Linked DNA regions of Mus musculus: region 2 is linked to region 1. A link is a loop called in an ENCODE intact Hi-C map of the cell type or tissue named here. Cell type or tissue: left cerebral cortex. All regions are shown on one strand. Links, peaks and the distances in the headings refer to the core of each region. The heading gives the core; the rest is flanking DNA.

Region 1 (12,431 bases), core at 2,878-10,877:
CCTGTGTCTGCTCTTATCACTGCATACACCAAGCATGGTGGAGAGTGCCTGTAATCTCAACACTTGACAGGTGGAGGCAGGGGGACCAGGAGTTCAAGGTCATCCTCAGCCATGTAGCAACTTTGGGGCTAGCCTGGGCTACCTGAGATCCCTGTTTCAGTCGGGGTTTCTATTCTTGCACAAACATCATGACCAAGAAGCGGGTTGGGGAGGAAAGGGTTTATTCAGCTTACACTTCCTACATTGCTGTTCATCACCAAGGAAGTCAGGACTGGAACTCAAGCAGGTCAGGGAGCAGGAGCTGATGCAGAGGCCATGGAGGGATGTTCTTTACTGGCTTGCTTCCCCTGGTTTGCTCAGCCTGCTCTCTTATAGAACCCAAGAACCAGCCCAGAGATGGTCCCACCCACAAGGGGCCTTTCCCCCTTGATCACTAATTGAGAAAATGCCTTACAGCTGGATCTCGTGGAGGCATTTCCTCAACTGAAGCTCCTTTCTCAGTGATAACTCCAGCTGTGTCAAGTTGACACAAAACTAGCCAGTACAATTGACCCCTTGTCAACTTGACACACAAACATATCACTAGTAAGCCTCAACCCTTAGTTTCTTATTCATCCCCAAGATCTAAACAACTTTACAAGTCCCACAGTCTTTGCAAATTCTTAAAATTTCAATCTCTCTTAAAATCCAAAGTCTTTACAATTAAAAGTCTCTTAACTGTGGGTTCCACTAAAATACTTCCTTCAAAAGGGAAAAGTATCAGGGCACAGTCACAATGAAAAGCAAAATCAAACTCCAACTGTCCAATGTCTAGGATCCAACTCACAATCTTCTGGGCTCCTCCAAGGGCTTGGGTCACTTCTCCAGCCATGCCCTTTGTAGCACATGTGACGTCTTCTAGGCTTCAAATGCCTGTACTCCACTGTTGCTGCTATTCTTGGTGGTCATTTCATGGTACCGACATCTCCAAAACACTGCATGAACCCTTCAGTCCAGGGCGATCAATTACAACTGAGGCTGTACCTTCACCAATGGTCTTCCATGGCCTCTCTCAGTGCCTAGCCTCAGCTGCTCTGCGTGACCCCTTCATGCCTTCAAAACTAGTACCACCTGGGTAACTCTTACACATTACCAAGTCCAGCCACAGCACAAGGTACAACCTTGGCTATATCTGGAACACAGCCTCTGTGCTCTCAGAAAACACTTCCCAGAAGATGTCACCTCAATGATGCTGGTCTCTTCTTAATCGCCGCTAATTTCTTAGCTCCAGCTAACCAGCATCAATAGTCCCAGTAATGCAAAGGTTAAACTTTAGTAGTTCTGGTATCTTGTTAATCACAGCTGATTCTTCAGCCCCAGCTAACCAGAACCACAATCAAAACAGCAAAGGCCCTGATAAGTCTTTAATTTTCCCTCTGAAGTTTCACAAGCCAGGCCTCCATCTTCTGCACTGTTCTCAACATTATCTTCCAAGCTCCAATACAGCATCCATCCCACAGAGCTCTTAACACCGATCTCCTAGCCCAAAGTTCCAAAGTCCTTACACATTCCTTCCCAAAACATGGTCAGGTTGTCACAGGAATACCTCACTATGCTGGTACCAATTTGTCTTAGTCAGGGTTTCTATTCCTGCACAAACATCATGACCAAGAAGCAGGTTGGGGAGGAAAGGGTTTATTCGGCTTACATTTCCACACTGCTGTTCATCACCAAGGAAGTCAGGACTGGAACTCAAGCAGGTCAGGATGCAGAGGCCATGGAGGGATGTTCCTTACTGGGTTGCTTCCCCTGGCTTGCTCAGCCTGCTCTCTTATAGAACCCAAGACTATCAGCCCAGAGATGGTCACACCCACAAGGGGCCTTTCCCCCTTGATCACTAATTGAGAAAATGCCTTACAGTTGGATCTCATGGAGGCATTTCCTCAACTGAAGCTCCTTTCTCTGTGATGACTCCAGCCTGTGTCAAGTTGACACACAAAACCAGCCAGTACAATCCCTATCTCAAAATCAAAAACAGAATGAGTGGGACTGGAAGAACAAGAAGGAAAGATAAATGTGGAACCCCCATTCGTGCAGATTACAACAGGAAGCCTGAATTCTGAATGTAAAAGTGGACCAATAACATGGCATAGAACTCAGTCAGGGCCAGCCATTCACCCAGCAGCGGAACCCATGAACCTTGTGATTTGAGAACAGGCTATCTTGAGGTTTGCCCTTCAGCAAAGCTCTCAAACCCACGGTGTTGGAGACTTGGGTATAAATACAGTGTAGGTGCTAGGGGTTGGGAATGTATGTAGGTCATGGCTTTAGGAGTCCCTATGCCACACGTCAACAACCAGCTGAGATTGGTAGAAAGTCACAAAGCATCTCTGAGCCTCAGTTTCTCCCACAGCTTTCCAGAAGCTTTCCCATGTGGGGGAGGGGGTTCCATCTGTTATCAGACTGAGACCTTGTTGAAATCCCCCCCACCCCGACCCCCTGTGATGTCGTCCCTCTGCAGTCCTCCTCAGCCAGCCACAGAGCAGCCTCTTCTCAGGGCCTGACGCATGCTTATGCTCAGCCACAGTTGCACTGTGGAGCAGTAGAAGCTGAAGCACCTGTCCTGCATCACTGCATCACTTCTTGGTCCGTTATTCTCTGAGCAATCACTTCACTCTGTCACCACGGTGCACCTCGCAGGAGGGAAGCACACCTGGCCCTCCCTATGTCCCTGCTTGAGATACAAGCTCCCTACCACACAGATGTCTGCTTTTGGTAAGGTCTTGACGGGAGTCAGTTAGCTCCAGGAAGACCCAAGGGTCTAGAGTCAGAAGCCTGAAGGCCATGTCTCAGTCAGACTGTGTTAGCTCCAGCCGTCTGCTTAACCTCTCTGCGCCTTGCGTCTCCTCTTCTGTCTAAATGGCGCGGGTTCTGTTTACTATGTTGCGTGTTTGCAAGGAGCAAACAAGTGGAGATACAGAGCTCTCGGCATAATGCATGTGTGGAGGAAATGCTGAAGAAATACGTCACAGCCTTTTTTCAGTATTATATTGTGACTGCCAGCCGGGTGAAGTGGAAAAATAGAGGTGGGGGTCTAACAGCAAGGAAAGGAGTGTGTGTGTTGGGAGGATGTTTGCCTAGCATGCTAAAACCCTTGGGTTATGTCACCCTCCACGTGAACAAGTCATGGTGGCCCAGGCCTGTAATCCTAGCACTTGGGACCAGGAAGCAAGAAGATCAGAAGTTCAGGGCCATCTTCAGCTATGTATCAAAAGGCCAGACTAGGCTACATGAGACCTTGCCTAAGTGTGTGTGTGTGTGTGTGTGTGTGTGTGTGTGTGTGTGATGAGCATTCAAATGCCATAGCATCTATACAGAGGTCAGGGAACAGCTTGCAGGGACCAATTCTCATCTTCCATCATGTAAATTCTGAGACATGAACTCAGTTTGTCAGACTTGGGGACATTTGGGGATGTGCACCTTTACCAGTAAGAGTCACCTCATCAGCCTCGAGACCCTGTCTAAAAACAAAACAAACAACAACAACAGCAACAACAAAAACTGGTAGCTAGGGACAACGATCCAAATTGTGGTTTTGTTGCTTGGGTCGTTTGTTTATTTGTTTTTCTTGAGTCAGTCTGTAGGTTTCCCCTTGAGTCTGGTCAGTCACAGACAAGAGGGACAGGTGTGCTTATAGTGCTGAGACGCCTCCACAGGCCACGTGCCTGGGATCACAGTATCTTTTCAGTTCTGAGGAGACGGGTGCAGGTGGGGCGGGGCTGTCAGGCCCTGGTGCCCTTTCTCTGTGTCCTCTCAGGGTCTTCTCCATGCACACATTTCTCATGTGTCATTTGAATTGCTTCGGGGCCCAACCTAGTGGCCCTGTGTTATAATTCCTTAAAAAGGCTCCCTCTCTCCAGATGTGTCCCACTCTGAGGTTATGAGGGGCTTAGACATCAACCTGGATTTAGAGATTGGAAACCTAGAGTAGCCCCTCGCCCTCTGTGAAGCCTCAAAGGGTCATGAACAGAGACAGATAAAGTCTGAGTTCAGAGCAAGGAGGATGTGGGATTCCGGGGAGCTGGGTTGTAGTTCCCTGGTGGTTGTTTGGAAGTCTGGGATGTTCTTGGGTGGCTCATGCTGCGCTATGTCTGCTCTCTCTGAGGCAGAGTCCATATCGTGTGCTAACCCCAGACACTTGTATCTTACGGGATAGCACGTGGAAATCCCCTCCCTGCTGACTGCCCCTCACCAGGTTCCTCTCTCATCCTAGGTCCGACTACGATGACTGGAGACCGTCTCTGGCCAGCTTGCTTCAACCCATTCCATTCCCCAAAGAGTAAGTCCCACCAGAACCTGCCCAAATGGGAAGGGAACCACAAGAGAGGGTGATGCCATTTTAAGGGGCTCACAGTGTCGTGGAGAGGTGAGTCTGAGTAGGATATCAGGACCCACAGCCAAGACAGAGATGTGGCCCAGCTCAGGGCCTCTCTGAAAAACCAAGACTGTGATAGGAACAGCCTCAGGTCTCGTGACAGTGACACAGGGACTCATTAAACTCAGACAAGGCCAGAGCCATCTCTACGATGCCTGGCCTGTAGTTACTTTAACGGTTTTGATTACATAGCACATGGAGACAGTAATACTCTCCCTCCCCCCCATTCCCTGGGGAACAGTAAAAATTGACAGTTAATATCACCACTGTGCTAGGCATGGCGCACGTACCTGTATAATTCACTGGCTCTCAGCCCTCCTAATGTTGCAGCCCTTTAATACAGCCCTTCATGTTGTGGTGACTCCCCACCATACAGTTACTTTTTGTTGCTACTTCATAATTGTAGTTTTGTTACTGCTATGAAGCATTGCATCAATATCTGATATGCAACCCCTATGAAAGGGTCTTTTGACTCCACCCCCACTCCTACCCCCCCAGGGATCTCAACACACAGGTTGAGAACTACTGCTTATAATTCCAGTTTGGGGCTACCCTGAGCTACATAATAAAACCCTGTCTGCAGAAGGAAGAAAGGAAGGAAGGCAGGAAAGAAGGAGGAAAGGCCAGTGTGGTACTCTGGTGGCAGAGCGTGTACCTAGCATGTGCAACGCCCTGAGTTGATCTCCAAGCACCAAGAAGGACCAACAAGCGAAAAGAAAAGAAAAGGCATATGGAGCCGTTTCAGGGCTGTGCAAGGGAAGGCTAGCTGTGTGTACTGAGCCTTGATGGCCGTTAGCTAACAACACTCTGAGCGTGGCCAGAAAGGACCCTTTCGCCCACCCTCATACTGGCATGGAAGAATTCATGGGAAGCATCACTGTGCGTTGGATCACAACCTACAGAGAGCCTCAGCTCAGCCACGGGCCTCACATGCCTGCAGGTCTGTTTTGACAGATTGGAAGCTGCTGGGCCTTGGGAGGCACTTGGGGCTCTCTGCAGAGCCCATTAGTGAGCCTGTGTTTATGAATGCAGCTCCTCCGAGGGGGACATTACACCCAGTAATTGCCCCATTTGCTGGCCGGCTAGTTCCCTCGGGGCTCCCAAGAATGGAGACCGGAGAAATCTGACTCCTCAGAGCCTTCTCTGTCTGTGGCATCATTGGTTACAGCAGCTGTCCCCACAGGCCCTGGGACCCGCTTGACAGTGGCCCATGATGCAATTCACTTGGAAGAATGGTCCCTGATTGCCTGGCAATGTGCGCTGGTAATTACTGCAGGCTCGCCTTAATTGTGGAACAATTAACAAACACACCTGGGTCCCTGGAGCCCATGTGTGCCTGAACACGTTCATGCACTTCTGCATGACAGGTGTGGGCCTGGGGTTGACTTTGGGGACATCGGTGGCTCAGCCTGTTCGTGTGACTGTGATCCTCACCTTGTCAAAGGAGGGGCACATCGGATACCCTCGTTTCTTTGTCATTTTTCTCTACACTCTTCTCTTCGAGTCAGAGCTAAAGTCTAGATGTCCTGGGAGGAAATGGGATCGTTGGGCAGCAAAGGCCTCTAACTGCCTGTCTCTTTGTTTTTGGTACAGAGCTCTCGCCCACGAGAAGTTCACAAAGTGAGTATGGCAGCCGCACCCACCCCACTTTCTCCCACTGTGAATGCTCCCTGTATCTGATCACCTCCACGTCCCTGCCACCACCAGCCTCCTTCCCATTCTCTGGTCCATGTGCATTTTTGGAGGCTTGCAGAGGCACCACCTGAGCGGTCCCCTGTGTCACACATCCAAACCTTGCTAGAATGTTTCCCATGTGCCTCGCTTTGTCTACCCCCAATTGCTCCTGGCTCCTCTTGCATCTCTTCCCTACCCCTCCCTGTCCACTTGGGCCTGCAAATGACCCGCCCTCCTCTTCCTTCCAGGGAACTGAAGTACGTGATTCAGAGGTTTGCAGAAGATCCAAGACAGGAAGTAAGACTTTTTTTTTTTTACTTTTTTACTTTTTTTCCCCCCATGTATTTATTGGAGATGGGACCTAAACAAACACTGAGCCATACCTCAGCGCAGTAAGCCTTTTTTTCTACAGTAGAAAAATAGTTTGGGGGCCTCCTAGGTCTCCTTGCAGAGGTCACTGAGTCATCAGATCCTTAGAACGGACTATACAGGTTCCAGCCCCGCCCCCACACACCCACCCACACCCACCCCCTTGTGCAGACACAGCCTCTTTTCCCCATGTGGAGCCTCTTGGACTTCATTTTGGTTAGCCAGAGACTGGCAGACAGTGTCCCTGTGTCACATGGCTTTAGATTCATTGGATCCTCCATGGAATGTCCAACCAGCTTCCGGTCAATGTTGTGGTCCTGTGTTTGTGCTGCTAGTGTGGGGGTCCCTGGGCCAAGGAAGGAATCAGTTGAACTCGGAGCTCTCACAAAAGCTCTGAGCTTCAGGAAACCAAGGGCAGATTAAGCTCTTGCCCCACGTCAGGCACATGCATGCTCCCTGTTAACCTCTACAAGCCCAAGGGGAAGCCATTCTTATCCCTTCCTGACTTCAGAATCACCCCCCAAGCCAGGCAGTGGTGGCACACACCTTTAGTCCCAGTGCTTGGGACATAGAGCAGGCAGATCTCTGAGTTCAAGGACAGCCTGGTCTACAGAGCTAATTCCAGGACAGCCAGAAGAAACAGAGAAACTCTTGTCTCAAAAAAAACTAAAAAATAATCACTGATATCCCCCACCCCCACCCCAACCCCCACCCCGCCCCGCTCTCTCAGAGTTGGGAATGGAAGTTAAGTCATTAACATCCCATACCACACTGGCCCCACCCAGAAGCATAAATTCATGACCTGCGACCCAGTCTCTCGGGCTCCAAGTCTAGATGCTGTAGGGAAACTGTCCCCAGACCTTCTTGCTTGCCTACAAGGCAGGCCCCCACTAACCCTCATGATTCGAGATCCCTGGATCTGGTCGAACCAAGACCATGTGTTATAAGCATCCTTCCTGCTTCTTATATGGTCTCTAGGCTGCAGTGGGAAACCTTATTCTAGAAAGTTCTAGCTCCATCACAGGTTTTACAAACCATCTTCAGATGCAGTTGAGAGAAAGCAGAAAGGCTAGTGAGGAAATGTCACCAGCTGTGGTCTCAGTTGTCCTTAAGCCTGAAGCTGTGTGTATATGTGTGCGTGTGTGGCGTCACAGTGGATAGACGTGGGTGTGTTTATGGGGGCGGTTCACAGTGGGTAGGTGTGAGTGTGTATGTGCCTATGCGTGTGTGGGATCACAGTGGGTAGGTGTGGTGTGTGTATATGTGTGTGGGTATGTGGGGGGGTACGTGGGGGGTAGGTGTGGGTGTGTATATGTAGGCATGTGTGAGTGTTTCCCAGCTAGGCCTCAGGACTGTCCTAGGGAGCTGAAGACATGTGGCTGGACTTGGCAGTGTGAAGCTAAAGGAAGTTCATGTATTTCCTGGCTGCCTGGCTTGGACACCGTTCATGCTACCTTCATACCTGAGACTGTTTAGAACTGACAGTGTGTCTGTCCCCTCTGCCCACAGGTCCACTCCTGTCTGCTGAGCGTGCGGGCAGGCAAGGATGGCTGGTTCCAGCTCTACAGCCCTGGAGGGGTGGCCTGTGATGATGACGGGGAGCTGTTTGCCAGCATGGTACGTAGGGTCCCCCACAGGAAGCTGCTGGTTGGTGTCGGGCTGGTCCATCCTGGGGTACACAGCAGCCAGCCATGAAGAGGGAGAGTGCCTTAGTTAGGGTTTTACTGTTGTCGACAGACACTACGAACAAGGCAACTCTTATAAGGACATTTAATTGGGGTTGGCTTGCAGGTTCAGAGGTTCAGTCCATTATCAAAGTGGGAACATTGCAGCATCCAGGCAGGCATGGTGCAGGAGGAGCTGAGAGTTCGACATCTTTTTTTTTCTTTTTTAAATTATTTTTAATTTATTTTATGTATATGGGTACATGGTTGTGAGCCATCATCATGTGGTTGCTGGGAATTTGAATTTAAGCTCTCTTTAGTCAGCCCCGCTCACTACAACTTAAAGATTTATTTATTATTATATCAAAGTACATTGTAGCTGTCTTCAGACGCACCAGAGGGCGTCAGATCTCATTATGGATGGTTGCGAGCCACCGTGTGGTTGCATGGATTTGAACTCATGGCCTTCGGGAGAGCAGTCAGTGCTCTTAACTGCTGAGCCATCTCTTCAGCCCTGAATTCTGCATCTTCATCTAAAGGTTGCTAGAAAATACTGACTTCTAGGCTGCTAGGACTAGGGTCTTAAAGCCCATGCCCACAGTGACACACCTACTCCAAGAACACACTTCCAAATGTGCCACTCCCTGGGCTAAACATATTCAAACCACTACAGAGAGTGTCACTGATCCCTGAGTACCTGGGTCAAGAGCCTGTCACCTGCTCTGGGAGGTGCAGAGAAGCATAGAAAGCAGATATAGAAACATGGCCTGTTTGGGGGTGCTCTGCCCTACAAAGCCACAGCCCTGTTTCTGTGGATATACATGTGTGTGTGTGTGTACAAATCACTGATTAGACTTGGTTGCTATGGTGATGTTCTGTGCAAGGGACAGATCCATCTTGGCACAAGAAACTCCATAGCCACCTGCTTGTCCAGTCCTCATAATGAAAGGCTTGGGGGCCAGACTCAGGGTTCTCATCCCCACCTCAGATCATAGTATTGAGGTCACTAAGACATCCACAGTGGCTTCTTCCCATAGAGCAGTGGTTCTCAACCTTCCTAATGCGGTGAATGCCTTTAACACAGTACCTCATGCCATGGTGACCCCCCCGGAACCATAAAATTATTTCATTGCTACTTCGTAACTGTAATTTTGCTGCTGTTATGAATCGTAATGTGAATATCTGGTATGCAGGATATCTGATGTGACCCTCCCCCCAAAGGGGTTGTAAGCTACAGGTTGAGAACAGAGCTCTGTGTCAGCTGAGCCCTGTGCTCAGCTCTTTGGAATCACACCTGGGCCTCGAGAGACCCAGAGAAATCTAGTGGCTTGCTTGACAAGACTTCTTTACAAGCCCTTTGTGGACCAGATTACTGTCTCGGGGTAGTGGCTTCTTCTGTAGCAGAGGGACACGGATGCACTCTGTTCCCTGACACACCCAACTCCATTCACATATTCTTCTGGGGTCATGTGATGTGGAGAAAATGCAGGCATCCTCTAGACCTGGGCCTGGGGTCCCTGTCCAGTCTTCCTCTAGTTGGCCTTATACACCAACTTGCCTGTATAGGCTCCATCTTCCTCATAGGCAAAACAAGACAAAGAGAGGCTTCGCCATCACACCATAGGTAGCAATTGTGTGTAGTGTCAGGCATGATTTACGCACTATGCCACCCAGGGACTCCTTGACCCCAACTTGGCTCAGCTTATTTGTCTCTCTCTCTTAGGGACCGGTTTGCAGGGTAAACAGCTACCACAGTGAATTTGGCAGAGAGATCTGTGCAATGACGATAGATAGGCGTGTCCTCTCAGACACCACCTCAAGGACCTTATTTTTAGTTCCCTTTCCTTACGCATCTGCTCCAAGCCCCTCGCCTGCTCCCCTAGACCTGCTTTCTGAATGTCCTGTGTACCTAGAAACACGCTGAGCCGCCTGTTTACGCCATGTCTTGCTTGCCATCGCCTCTCTGGCTTCCTCTGATGTCACAGTTTTACCATGGCAATGTGTGGAGTCTCCCCCACCCCTTCATGCGGGGACTCAGTGTGAGAGAGAACTCAGGGAGTGAGCTCCCGCCAGAGTGATTTTATTTGTATGCCAGAGTTGTTAATGATGGAGCAGAAGAGTACATAGTCAGGGAAGGAAGCAGGCAGCCGTGGGGATGCGAGTGTGTTGTTTCCATGGAGACCCATGGCGAGAAGTGGTCCTTGGATTAGGCTGTCTCTTCCAGAGGATGTTTGGGCTCCCCTGCCTCTGTTGAGTTGGGGAGCCCTTGCTCATATGCCATCACCTCTAAATGCAAGACAGACTGACTGACAGACAGACAGACAGACGCACACACACACACACACACACACACACACACACACACACACACCACTCCTAGCATATCTTGGGAGGGAGCAGGTTTTGCTGGGAGGGTGATCTCTCAAAACAGCTTTTGGTTTGGTATCACAGAGAGAGCAAAGCACAGAACAGCCCAACTGCCATGCGAATCAGGCCCCTCGTCCCCCACCTAGCAAGGACTGCCTAGAAATTTCCACCCAGTACCCTCAATGCTAGAAATATACAAGACCTAATACCAGTAGCCCCTGAAGGGAACTGGGGAAAAGGGGAGTCTTTTTTGTTTGTTTGTTACTGTAGTAAAAGAGAGAGACTGTGAGTGTTAACACCTTGACTCAGAGCATCCTTGGCATGCCGGTACACAGGTCTTCATCCATCAGCACCACTTGTCTGTTCCCCTGGACAACTCCGGCAGCCACTGTCTTGCCTGCCTGGGTGACTGTGCCTGATGCCTGCACCCCATCCCAGTGTAGTCTCATGTATACCAGCTGTCACTCAACATAACGTCCTCAGTCACTTTCTACAGGGAACGGTCTGAGGGACGGGGAGGGGGGACGGGGAGTGGGGAGGCTAGTGCTGAGGGTCATAGCACTGCAGTGACATCATGGTTGCTTCACCTGAGTCTTCTCGCCTCCCAGGTGCACATTCTCATGGGCTCCTGTTACAAGACCAAAAAGTTTCTGCTCTCACTGGCAGAAAACAAGCTGGGCCCCTGTATGCTCCTGGCCCTGAGAGGGAACCAGACCATGGCAGAGGTAAGTCCCTGGTCCCCAGGTACCGTTGCAATGTGATCTGTGTGAAGGGCAATCAGTGTGGGCAAGGCAGGTGTGGTTGTAGCCTCCTGGGTGTGCAGAGGCCTTTCTCAGGCTGCTGCTGGTCCATTGCAGTTGGGATCTAGCGAGTGTTGATCACAGCCATCTAGAAGTTTCTGTTCTGATTATCTAGTACTATATAGCAACCGTCTGTACATAGAGCACATAACAGACCAAGAGGTAGCCAGGCTCTCCTGGGCTATTTTTCCTTGGGGTCTCCTAGAGTTTGCATGGCGGTTGGAGCCCATGGGGTCCTCAATAAGGCTTCTTTCTCCAACTGAAGGACTAAGGCAGCCCTAGCCTCTCTGCTTTGTGGGGTTTGGGGGGGGGTCACTGCTCAAGTTGTCAAGAGCACAAGCCTAGGTGCCTCATGTCACTTCTAACTGTTCCTCTGTCCACCAACTTCTCACTGCTCTGAAGTCCCCCAATGCCAACACACTCCCAGAGTTCCTGTCCCATGAGCAGTAGGGTTTTATAACAGCTGTCAGAATTGGGGAGCACCACCTTGCCACACTCTACCCTCTAGAGAGCAGTCACCAAGCTGCCCATCAGTCAAGGGCGTGTGAACAGGGCTCTCTACCTTACAAGAAGGAACAGGCCCGTTTGGAAAACCCTAAGTGTCCCTGGAGGTGGGATTGAGACATTAGCATGGGACCAAGAGCAGAAAACGCCAAATTTCGGAAACGGCATAGGCCAAGGTCCCATGGCAGGCTATTCCCTGACACACCTTCCATGGCTCCTGGCAGATCCTGTGTTTGATGCTGGAATACAACATCATCGACAACAACGACACCCAACTGCAGATCATCTCCACGCTGGAGAGCACGGACGTGGGCAAGCGCATGTATGAACAGCTGTGCGACCGGCAGCGGGAGCTGAAGGAGCTGGTGAGTTCTCAACTGCCCGCCGTTCCGTTTGCAGAGCGTCAGACAGCCCCCTTGTGACTGCCACTCCACACCCATAGAGTTGGGGGTTGTTCCCTGTACTTCTCAAACGTGACTCTAGATGGACACAGAGAGGTAAAGCAGGCCGGCTGAAGTCACACGGCCCATTCTACTTCGGTACAGGGACCCATGTGTCATTGTCATACCTGGTCCTAGCTGAGAGGCTGTCTCTGTATATGTGTGCACACTCGGGTCCATGAGTGCCGTCCTTTACCTT
Region 2 (12,431 bases), core at 1,841-9,840, 69 kb before region 1:
GAATTCTAGAGGGCGGGTTTTTTTTTTTTTTTTTAATAGCAGGCCCTCTTACACGAGCCCATATTAGTTCCATAGCAGAACACCGCCACGGCTCTGAGATTTGTCCCCACCTCCCATGAGAAGGCAGTGTCCCCAATGCACAACTCATAGTGTCCCAGAAGGCTGTACCCCAAGAGCCAGGACCTTGGGTGCTGGATGTCTGTATCCTTAGTACCCAACACATGCTGACCCAACATGGTGCTTAGTTCAGAAACCCTAGTGCCAAAGCCATCTTGTTAGAACGTGGCCAGAAAGTAGCGCCCAGCTGAGGCAGCAGTGGGTCCCTCATTCCTGGCCAGGGCTCCCAGGACTCCTTAATATCTCTCTAATGAGAGTAATTTGGCAACAGCAGAAAACACGCTCTAACCCTTTGTCCCAGTAATTCCATTTCTGGGAATCTGGCCTAAAGAAATAATCCTAAATATAGGCTAGAAAAACAGGCTTCACAGGGATGTTCACCTCGGAGTTGTTTATCGCTCATGCAAAGCAGACCGGCGGGAGCAGAGAGAAACTCCCGAGTGGATGCTCGTAGGTACAGCGCAAGCACATTCTTTGATTTGGGACTCAGGGAAAAAAAAGTTTAGGGCCGTTGAGATGACTCACAGGGTAAAGTCAGCAAGCCTGACATAAAGGCAGCAGGCTTGACGACCTGAGCGTGATCCCTGGGTGGAAGGAGAGAACTGACTCCCACAAGTGGATTGCAACATATAAACTGTGTGTGTGTGTGTGTGTGTGTGTGTGTGTGTGTGTGTGTGTGTACATACACATATGTGCACAGTAGATAAAGAGTAATACAAGTTCCAGTTAAGAATAGTCAGGAGAGCCTGAGAGATGGGTGCAGTGTAAGAGACCTTGTTTTACAAGCATAAAGACACAGGTTCGAATCCCCAGCATTCATGTAAAGGCCAGGCATGGCAATACACATCTGTGACTCCAGTGTCTCAGAAGAGACAGGTTGAGGCCCATAGCGCAGAAGCCAAATCAGACTAGACAGAAGCAGGCTAGCTGCAGGTTTAGTGAGACCCTAACTCAAGAGGGTGACCAAAAATCGATAACTGTATCACGGGGCATTCAATGTCCCCTGGCTTCTGTATACCTCTGCATGGCACATGTACACAGCACAGCATACATTTGTGTACCCAGTATTCAGATCAGAGTTACATACAGTCAAAATTTAAATGAAAGAAATATATTGGAGTATTAATGAATATTTTGTGTGTGTGTGTGTGTGTGTGTGTGTGTGTGTGAGAGAGAGAGAGAGAGAGAGAGAGAGAGAGAGAGAGAGAGAAATGAACCTAGATTCTCGAACCTGATAGCCAAACAGTCTTCTGCTGTGTTGCATCTCTGGCCCTCTTACATTTTATATCATGGCTCTACCTCACCTGCCCAGGCTGGCCTTGGACCCTCCCTGCAGTCCCTGCAGGTCTTGAATTGGTAACCTTGCCTCAGTCCCCCTGAGTTTATAGGTTTGAACCTTCAGGCTTGGTTCCTGAGTGATCTTGATTTAATTTTATCCACATGCTTAGATTCTGTCCCTCACCTTCCCACGCTTGCATTTGTTAGTCAAGTGTGAGTTGTCATTTACATACAGTGACATCCACCCATTAGTGTGCAGCTCCAGGAGAGCTGGTGGATGGTACCACCATGAGGGACAGCCCTTTGGGGTGAGCTGGTTCCAAGTCACCCCAGCAAGTATGCCCTGCCTCCCTCCCATCAGCCCTGTCCACCCCCTGCAGCCCACAGCTTCCCGTCTGGCTCGGTACAGACCCAGGATGTGATAGCTGCCTGTCTGATTCCACCAGGGGTACCCTGGAACCTCGCGCTGTGAGCCTGATTCTAGAAAGCCTGTAATCTCTCTTAGTTGTGCCGGAGAGCTATATTTCCCATTCTCCCTTGGTGGTAGAAGTCTTGGTTGTCCTACTTTCTGATTCACCTCTTGTCTGCTGGTGACTCTGGCTCCTGTGTCACCATTGCTGTGGGCAGCATGGTCTCAGTGGGTGTGACACATCTGCCCCTACATGTCTTCGAATTTTCTGTCCCAGTGAGGACTCTCTGGGTGTAGAGGCTGTTGTCAGTGTAGCTTAACAACTGCAGTGACCACAGAGGAACCTTGTATGCAGAGAAGAACAGTATCCTTTGTGCCATACCACTTTGCCCGTCTGTAGTGTTCTACACTAGTGCCAACTAGTTGGTACACTAGTACCAACATGACCCTGACCTGGGGACCCAGTACTTCTGTGTTACTATCTTGGTCAGTCATCTTGGTTTCCCAGTAGCCCCGTGTGTCCCTAGATTCCATAGTAGAATTGATCATCCTGTCCCCCTAAACCCTCTTCAGCCTGGCTTAGGTATTCCTTGTCCCCCGTGAGTGCTGGGTACTCCTTCGGCTTTGGACACACAAACTTGTTGGATAGCCCAGGCTGGCCTCGCATGCTCAGCCTTCTGAGTGCTGGCATGGCAGGTGAGCCTCGGGATGTCCGGCTTAGGCAGGTGTCTGGAGGAGCACTTCTTCACTTGCGCTTTGGAGTTTGGGGAAGAGGATGCTGGAGATAAAAACTATAGTCGTTCCATCAGTCTCTTCAGTATGTTCCAGATGCTGAGCTAAGTACGCCCTTGGCAAGTTAGATCCCCTGGAATATTCTCCACAGTTCTGTTTATGAAATTACTGTCAGAGGAACCAGGTTCAGAGAGGCGCTGTAACTGTCTTAATGACACACAGTAAAGGGATTCAAACACAGGTCTTAATGGCTCCGAAGACTGCTTTGGGCCAAGTGCTGAGTCAGACAGCGGAAAAGCGATCGGTCTGGCTTTTAAAAAACAACGGGTGCTTATTTATTTATCCCCGGCCCTTTCCCAGAAAGCTTTGCTCACAGCTTCAGCAACAGCCAGGCCAGGTTGTAGGGTGGGGGTTGCCCGCAGCAACCTCTGTGCACAGGGGCGGCTTACACAGGTGGACACGGGTCTGCAGGTCTTTCTCTTGCTGGGGAGTGAGGAGCAGCACACTGGTGTGAAGGGCTTGCGGCGGCCAGCCACCTCCCACCAACACTGTCCTCCTGTCTCTGTTCTTGGTGGCTTCGGTGATGCTGCTAGAATTTCCTGCCGCACCTTCTTCATGGGGATGTGGTCCCTAGGCCCCAGAAGTGCTACCTGCTACCTAATCTCTGCCTGACCTCTTCCCTCAGCTCTCTCGCTCGCTGTCCCCAGACCTTTGCATTAGCTTTGAGTTGATGCTATGGCCCCATCACCATACCCCATTCAATACACCATCCTCGTCTCAACTGCCCCCCCCTCATTCTCCATATTCTGTTTGTTGTCTGTTCACCCCACTGGACTCCGGTTTTATGCAATACCCACCACAACCCCTAGAATATGCTAGATGCTCAGTGGATACTTGTTGAACCAACCTCCATTGGTCATTCACTTTACTTCAGGCTGATGGCAGTCTAGCCATCAGCTCCCCTCACTGCCAGTACTTGTCAGTTGGAAAAGAAAAAAAAAAAATCAGAAGCCTAAGTGTCTGGGAAAATATTCACCCAGGCTGTGAACTTTAAATCGCACCTCCCTGTTTCAGCATAGCATCGTATACACATTCATTCACTCTTAGCTGTGGGAAGGTCACAAGACCTGGGTGCCCTATGGATGGCCCTGCCACCTCCTCCCTAAAGTCATTGTGACATTCCACTCTTGGAGCTCCTGAAACAGTGTATGTGTGTGTGCGATGATGGGGGTCTGTGGGAGGTTGCCGTTTGTCTTAGCTTGCCGCACGTCTTCAGTCTTCACGGATTGCCCCGACCTCTGGCATTTTGGATGTGGGGTATTGAAGACCCTAGCAGGGCTCGATGGCCTATGTGCTTCCCTGATGCTTCTCTGGGATGGTGGGACTCCCTTAGAGGCAGTGTGGATGGATGGCTTGAGGCCTGTCTTGCCTTCTTCCCCTATCACTGATCCATGCTTATGCTTTCTCTCAATACATGCTATTGAGCCATGTGGTGGTCCAGGGCACTGAAGAAAGACAGCATGTGCTCTGTGGGCTTTGGGGGCAAGGAAGCGTGATGGGTCAGAGGTCCTGTCTGTAGGCTTCTGTAAGGAGTGATTTCCATGGGGTGGACCTGTTAGGAGCCTTTGGAGGATGGTGCACTGGGGAGGGATGCTAAGATTCAAGCTCTGCCCTGTGCTGGGGCCTGTGGTCACCAGGGGGTGACCCCTCACCTTTGACCTGAGGGTTCCCTTGCCTTTTCTTCATTTTGCACCCTAGGTGTGGAATGAATTCCCTCCACAGCCCCTCCCCACAGCGGGATGCTGGCAGCCAAGAGCTGGTCCTTTGGTCCCTGGGTAGCTTCCTTTCTGTGATGGCGCTGTCTTCTCACAGGCTCTTGTTTTTCTCTCTTTGGCACAGCCGTCTGGGTACATGGAAAACTCGGTCTCCTACAGCGCCATTGAAGACGTTCAGCCGCTGTCCTGGGAGAACGCCCCGAAGTACTGTTTACAGCTCACGATCCCCGGAGGGACCGTCCTGCTGCAGGTAGGAAGAGTAAGCATGACCCAGCAGTTTCTTTCCTCCCGGTCCCTCATCCTCTTCTCACCTGCTCCCTCTGTAGACCTTAGCTTTGGTCAACTTAAAAGTCACGAAGGTATTAAAGACTCTCGGGAGGGCCGTGCAGGGATTAAACACCTGCTGCATGCTGCTCACTGTCTAGGAGCTTGCTCGTCCTCCTGGGTCTCGAAAAATTGAACTCTGTAGCCTCAGCTTTGAAAATGCCGAAAATGAGTCCCCGGGCCAGATGGGCTTCGGAACTTGTGAGGCTCACCTCGTTGTGGATCTGCTTGCTGTCTGCTGGACTTAAGTGAGGATTGTGTCCTGTATCTTTTTGGTTAGCTCAGTTTTGTGTTGGCAAACAATGGAAGTACTGGCTCTGCGTGTCTGTGAGCACGTAGGTCGAAAACGACACGAATATCATTAGGACTGAAGGTTGAACAGGAATAGGTTGTGCTGTTAAAATGGCTGAGAAGTTCAGGAGGAGGTTTGCAAAGAACAGCGGGATCCCGGGTCGGGTGGCAAATGATGTCACCAAGACTTAGTTTTTGCCCCTCCCTCCATGGTGTAGCACACTGTCAGTTTATGGTGGGAAAGGAGGAGGGTGGCCACCCTAAAGATTGGCTTAGAATTCCTAACTCTATTCTTTCTTCTCCACCCCCCACCCCCCCGCCCCGAACCTCATGGAGGATCCAGGCTGGCCTTGCTGGTCGCTTGGGAGTATGCTGTATTCTCTGGCCCCATCCTCACCTTTGACCATAGCAGCTGATGGCCCTTCTGGTACCATCCTGAGGCAGGAGAGCAGTTGACCCGCAGCCGTGTGAGGGATACTGTGTGACACATCCCTGTCCATATTGTCTTCTCTTAGAGGACATCCAAAGCCATGCCTGCTGTAGCCCATCTTGGAACTCAGCCACCGTGCTCTGCCCTCTGTGACCCACCCACCCCCTATCTTCATCATGTCCCCTCTGGCCAGCAGAGCCCCCTGGTTCCCTCTGTTGTCTCCTTGTCCTTTGTTTGTTTGTTTGTTTGTTTGTTTTTGTGTTTTCAAGACAGGGTTTCTCTGTATAGCCCCTGGCTGTCCTGGAACTCACTCTGTAGACCAGGCTGGCCTCGAACTCAGAAATCCACCTGCCTCTGCCTCCCGAGTGCTAGGACTAAAGGCGTGCACCACCACTGCCCGGCTGTCTCCTTGTCTTTAGGGGGGACTAACCAGCCTCTGCCATGCCTCCCTTGGTCTCTCTGCCTCTCTTCTGTTTCCCTTGCCCTGAAGACTGTAGCACTGGATCTTTGCAAGGCTGCTCAATGCCAGGCCCTGTGGGGCTGGTTGACCCCATGAGCAACAGTGGCCAAGACAAGGAGGGCCCTGAAGGGCAGCAGGGCAGCCTTCTGGAAATGCCTTTACTGCTCAGTTATGCAGCTTCAAGCCTGCCCCTCTCTCTGGCCCCTACAACCCCATCCTCATCCTCACTGTCAGCCTCTGGGGAGACTGAGCCATAAACACATGATTACCGAAGAAGCTGCAACTCAGACACAGACGAATCCCAGAGGACTGGGACGGGAGGGGGAGGGGAGGGTGACTCACCAGGCCTCGGGAGACAGCTGCACCCCAGGGATGTACACTGATATGGGGTGCAGAGGGATGAGTAGGAGGGTGCCCCAGAGAGGGGCACACCTAGTATGAGTGTGGGAGGGGGCTCTCTGGTAGGAGTGAGGTCGATGCCCGTGACTGCCCGTGACTGCATCTAGATGATGTGGTCTTGTCAGCCTCAGACTATATACTGAGGACACTGGGGAGCCATAGAAAGCTCTTAAGGGACAGAGGGGATCCTAGACAACAGATCAGGGGCTAAGGGGCAGAAGGCTGGACATGTGGGAAATAGCCAGGGAGCCCTGTTTTCTCTGTTGATGGTGATCACCACGTATTAGCAGAACGGCCTTTTGTTTCCAGGGCTAGAGCATCACCACCCCCACCATCCCCACCCCTGGTCAGAGGAGTAAGACACACTGGCCAGCTCTGGGCATGTCCCTTTAACCTGGCCATGGCCCTTGGCTGGTGGTAGTGATGACTCTCCCAGGCTGCAGTGGGCTGAGCGACGTCAGAGCTCCCCCTGCGGGCTGACAAACCAGGCTGCCCCAGCATCCTCCACGCTTGCCGCCCCTGCTTGGTGGCTGCTCTGCCAGAGGCAGGAGCAGCAGAGGAGGAGAGAAGAAGGAAGGAGAAGAGAGGAGAAGAGAGGAGGCCGCACCAGCTACTGCTGTGATCCGGAGCCTATCTCAGGGAAGCAGCGCAGTCTCCCTTCAGAGAGTTAGGTGGGTGCAGCCTTGCCCCTGCCCACCCCTGGGATCTCCCTTCTGCTTGTACCTCTATCGGGCCAAAGGAGGCACATTAAGTTGGCTGTCTGTCCTTGCCTCCTTCCTAGACTCTGTAATTGTGTATGGCTCCTCGGTTCCCCAGGGCGAGACCAGAGCTGCTGGTTAGAGTCCCTGCTGAGCATTCTGATCTTTTGTCACGCAGTGTGTCACGATAGTCGATAATCGAGCATTGGCCCTCGGGTGGGAAGGGACCTGAGGGATAGCAGTCAGGTAGGCTAAAGGGTCACAGCCCAGGGGTTGTGGTCTAGTGGAAGCGCCGTGGGCCTGTTGCAGAATAACAGAGGTCCGGGAGTGTTTTGCAGTGAGCATGAGTACTGCAGCCACCGGCCTCTGTGGTGACGTGAGTTCAGGTTTAATTGATGCTATTGATTGGAAACTGCGCTTTCTCCGTCCTGAGTCACACTGAGTGCCAGGGCTCACTTAGTTCCTTCTGTGTTTTCTAGTCCTCCGTCTCTCTCCTCCCTTCATCCCCCTCTGTCTCTGTGTCCGTCTGTCCTTCTTCCTTTCTCCCTCCCTCTCTAGCTTTTGCTGTTTGCTCCTTCTTTAATGTCTCCTTAGCCTCAGAGCAGCCATCTCTGTCTTCCTTCTCCAGTTCGCATTCTGGTTTTCTTAGATCGATAACTTTCTTACTGGAAGTCCAGCCCCTGCAGGGGACCTGACTTGGGAGTTCCAGAAAGAATGAACCTTCCTAGGCATGCCTCTTAAGTAGCAGAGTGTAAGCCTCCTGTAGGTGCAGTAGACAAGGTGCCAGTGCCCAGCATGGGGGCCAGTCAGTGGTCCTGGGCTTTCTGGGATTTTAGTGTGACCTCCCTAAGCACTTGTTAGAGGCCCGGCAACAACAGAGGCCTGCTAATCTTGTTTCCCCCTTACATCGAGCTCTTGTGAGGAGACCAGCTTCTATGCACCTACCTACACTGTGTGTGCCCTACTTGAGGCACCTTGTTGGTGCCTTCTGGTTAAGTGCTAAGCACTAAGGAATAATACAGTACCTGGAGGCAAAAGGCATAAGGAAGAGCAGACAGAGCCCAAGGTGGTTTAAATAAGGAGGGAAAGTGGGCCCTCCTTTCTGACAGTGCCTACACACACACACACACACACACACACACACACACACACACACTCATTACCGGGTCTCGAAAGCCCCACTGGAGATGGACAACTGTTCCCTTCTTACTGGAAGGAAGAGGATAGGAGAGGAAGAGAGAGAGAGACAGAGACACACAGAGACAGAGAGAGAGCGCGCAAGAGCAAGTGAGCTTTCCCGGCTGCTCTTAGCTGTTTTTCCTGGAGATTGGGCCAGGAAGCTGAACTTGGGAACAGTCCCTGCAGGCTCCAGGCTGTTTTTCTCACCTCGAGGACAATGCAACAATGAGTTAGAACTTGGCAGCCTCGCTGAGGAAGTTGGGCAGGCTTGCCTGGAGCCAGCCCTGTGGGAAGGTTAGCGCCAGACACAGGCAGAGAGCCACCAGAGCCAGCCTGGGGCCATGGGGGGCAAGGTAGGCTGTGGACTCCCTCCGGGGTTTTAGGGGATTCTCCTCCAAGTCACTCTCCGGCCACTCACTGTGCCTGGTGTTCCCTGGGATCTGGGTTGTCCTGTCTCCTCTCTGCCGCCAGCCTTGGCTTCAAGGGAACTTGACAGAGGCTCTCCTTCTGGCTGCAGCATAGCCAGGCAAACTTGTCCTCTGCCAGAATCCACCTGGGGAGGCCTATACTGAGATTCAAGAGTGTCTCCTGGCATCCTCTGCTGGGGGGCGGGGTGGGGGGAATCTCACCTTTGTCATACATCACCTGGTCCACCCTGTTCTCAATGCTGGCCAACGGGTGCCATGTTTTTCATTGACTGTCAAGAGGCAGAGCAGCTCCCATATCCACAGGAGCCAGGTTACATCTGTTGCCTGCTCCCTAGGGGTATCAGGGAAAGCAGGCTAGGAGGGAGATGAGCCTGAGGTGTGATCCGAGCACTGAGAGGAGGCTTCTGGGCCTCCTTTCTTCACTTGTAACCACACTACAGTATTTGTCTCCTTAGTTACCACAGAGGCACATAGACCAAGTGTGGTACACAGGTGTCCAAGGATGTACCTCCATGCATGCTTCTGAAGATACGTCCATGCATGCTCGTCTCAGCAGAAGCACAGTGGTCAAGAGCTTGGTTTGTCAGAGCTGAAGGGATTTCTTTGAAGTTCCATGGGATGGGTACATGGACGCTCTACTTACTGTGAATCGGTCCTACGATTTTCCTCCCTCCCTCCTTTCTTTCCTCTCCTATGCCTGTGCATCGTCCATCCAAAAGAACCTGGAGACAGGCTTGAGACAGTCATCCCGGAGAAGGGGCATTCTGGGTGTGGCCCCGGGTGGCTAGGAGTTGCGCAGGCACCAGAGGGAGTAGGTGAAAGTGGAGAGTTCCCAGTGCAGTGTTAGGCCATGCTAGAATCATATTGATTAGGCAAGCTAGGATCCCCTGCACCAAGGAAGCAACCCCAGTCCTATGTAGTTCTCTTACACATTTATCTGTCAACATACATACCCCGTCCATCCATGTACATGCACACCTACCCATCCATCCATCCACATACATACACACACATCTAGCCAGCCAGCCATCTGCATATATACATACATACATACACAGTTGCTTATCCATCCATCTGCATACATACCTGCCCATCTATCCATCCATCCATCCATCCACATACATGCATACCTACCATATATCTACATACATACACACCTACCCATTCATCCATCTACATATACCCTATACATCCATCCATCTGCATACATACACACTTACCCATCCATCCATCTCCATACACACCTACCCATCCGTCCATCCATCTACCCACTTTCCCATCTGCCTCCTTACCTACTTCATCTATTAGTCTACACACTCACCTCCTCATCCACATGTCTACGCATCCATCCATCTGCGCGCGCACCCACCCATTCACCCACTTGCCACTCTGTGGCCCTCTCTATCCTTCCATCCACATAGACACCTAACCGTCTAACCACTCACCCCTCCATGCATCTGTGTATCCATTTATCCACTCCTCTCACCCCTGTCCTCTTGCTCTTATATCTACATTTTTATCCGTTTATCTACCCACCCCATCTTCTGCCTGTGTACTTAACCATGTACTCATCCACCCACCCACCCACCCATCTACCTGCCCATTGTTCCAGCCATTTCCTACTTACTCCCCATGCTCCCATCCATGCCTCCTTGCCCTATATTCACGAACGCATGCGTCCCCTCAGTCACTCCTGTCTCATTTATTCAACATGCCAGCCAGTCTTCCGTTGCTCTGGGTTTCGCAAATGCAGTGATGCTCACATAGACATAGTTTACAACCTGACAGAGCCATAGCCTGCAGATAGGAGAACAACTGAACAGGACAGAGTCACGGTACATGAGCACGGGCAGAGGAAAGCCAGGCTTGAGGCAGTCATCCCGGAGAAGGGGCATTCTGGGTATGACCCGTGTGGCTAGGAGTTGCGCAGGCACCGGAGGGAGTAGGTGAAAGTGGAGAGTTCCCAGTGCAGTGTTAGGCCATGCTAGAATCATATAGATTAGGCGAGCTAGGATCCCCTGCACCGAGGAAGCAACCCCAGTCCTGTGTAGTTCAAAAACAGCCAAGGCTTCCTTCTACCAGTTCACACTGCCTAGTTCCCTGAGGCTCTGCTCTGTAGTACACATCGTCTGAGATATTTCTGCTGTGCCTGCATGGGACAGGGTTAAATCATGCACTGACTCTTTTTATTTTTTTAATCCCGGTTTTTCAAGACAGGGCTTCTCTGTATGGCCCTGGCTGTCCTGGAACTCACTCTGTAGACCAGGCTGGCCTTAAACTCAGAAATCCACCTGCCTTTGCCTTCCAAGTGCTGGGATTAAAGGTGTGCACCACCACTGCCCAGCTTGCACTAACTCTTAAAAGCAGTGCTTCTGCCCACAAATGAAGGGTCCCTTTCATGCCATACCAGCTCATGCTCACTGGCACAGTCACCAAACTGTGTGTGCTTGTACTGTGTGTGCTTGTACTGTGTGTCAGAAGGAAGAGGGGTGGGAATGAGACTGTTGGCAACATTGAGACAGGTAGACCCTGACAAGTCAGTATCAGGAATGTGGCAGGGGAACCCAGGGTAGGCTGGACTTGACTCTAATCCCAAGATCAGTAGGATCTTCTGAAGTTGCCTCCTGGGATCAGAAGTGCCTCATGCCAGTGACAGGGTGTGACCAGGGCTTTGCTCCTAGGTCTAGGAAAGAGTCTGTTTCCTTTCAGATTCTGGTTGTTCCTTGGAGTCTATGGCCTCAGCCATCTCCGTGCTTCAGTCCGATTGGCTCTTCTGCCTCCCTCTTACTGTGTGACCTCACCAGACCACCTAGACAGTCCAAGGTGATCTTGCCATCACGAGAGCCTTGATGTGCAGAGTCCCTTTTCCACCACAGCTGGTTGGCCTGTGCAGGTCTTTGGAGCCTCCCCACCCCCACCCCCAATACTACTTCCCAGTATTGTGCTATATTAAAAGCATAAGCAAGGCTGTGGACCAGGACTATGCTGGAGCTGGCTCAGCTTGGTTAACACACACTTACTCATGAGAGCTGTGAGTCTCCTCAACTGAGCTAACTGTAGAGATTATTTACACCAGAGACAACACATGCTGAGGCCAGAGCTGTTTTATTCTGGAGAGCCTTTTATGAACATCTGCTCGGTATTTGTACCATCCACTGTTGCAAACCCCATGGCTCAGTGTCATGAGATGAGATACTGGGTCAGTGCTGACCAGAGCTGGGGTGTGAGTGGGCCATTGAAAGCCACATGACCATTCAGAGGGTGCTTCTTTCTCTTCACAGGCTTCTGAAGGGCCTTGTGTTACTGGGTGACTGGCTCACAGCTAGGTTGTGATCAAGGCCAGGATTTGAGCCTGAGTCTTTCTGAGGCTGAGCTCTGGCAGATATAGGCAAGAAATTGGAAGCTTGTTGTGGGGTTCATTTGAATCCTGTCGAACCCCAGGTTTGAGAGGGTTCCTGAGCAGTCTGGGCAGAACAGAGGCACTAGTCCACTCAACTATATCACCTTCCACCAATTCCCATCATCCATCCAAGGTCATTCAGTATGCATAACCTCAGGGAAAATGTTCCAGCCAGCAGGGTAGGGACTCTATTATACCCAGCAAAATTATCCCATACCATCAACCATGTCTTCTGTTCTGATTTTGCTCTTGATGGTCAGTGCATAATTTTTTTAGGAGGCAAGCCAGGACCTCAGGGCAGAAGCTGGTGGCTAGGGACTTGTGTGAAGGTCAGTTAAGATGGTTTGAGATATTCCAGAAAATGATGACCTGCCATTTTCTTGTTCTTGTTGTTACAGGCTGCCAACAGCTACCTGCGAGATCAGTGGTTCCATTCTCTGCAGTGGAAGGTAAGTCAGGCCCCTTCTGCTGGTTGGCAGTGGCTGCATGAGGCTTAGAGTGATGGATGAGA

Evidence for each region. Peaks named below come from ENCODE experiments on the same cell type or tissue, not always from the same donor. Only the 100,000 strongest peaks of a DNase experiment are listed, where the experiment ranks them.
Region 2: it touches region 1 in a loop (2.3-fold over the local background); 2 of 42 quality-filtered maps call a loop at or near these places.

Annotation. Positions count from the first base shown.
Region 1 is chr8:117,441,064-117,453,494 of GRCm38, forward strand. Cmip (c-Maf inducing protein) reads left to right here. Exons shown (of 21, transcript NM_001163262.1): 11 at 4,253-4,318; 12 at 6,008-6,034; 13 at 6,337-6,385; 14 at 7,967-8,074; 15 at 11,097-11,213; 16 at 12,017-12,157. It overlaps Mir7077 (microRNA 7077), which reads left to right and starts at 11,960; the gene lies at 11,960-12,016. In left cerebral cortex, for the core only: no CTCF peak of the experiment used is centred there; DNase peaks (open chromatin) are centred at 7,628 and 10,182; H3K27ac peaks cover 1,117 bases.
Region 2 is chr8:117,372,640-117,385,070 of GRCm38, forward strand. It overlaps Cmip (c-Maf inducing protein), which reads left to right. Exons shown (of 21, transcript NM_001163262.1): 2 at 4,436-4,561; 3 at 12,319-12,369. Among named protein-coding and RNA genes, the nearest start is that of Gm39260, 44 kb to the right of the region's middle. In left cerebral cortex, for the core only: CTCF peaks have their summits at 1,852 and 6,692 (motif pointing left); DNase peaks (open chromatin) are centred at 6,174, 6,691 and 8,320; H3K4me3 peaks cover 1,721 bases; H3K27ac peaks cover 4,253 bases.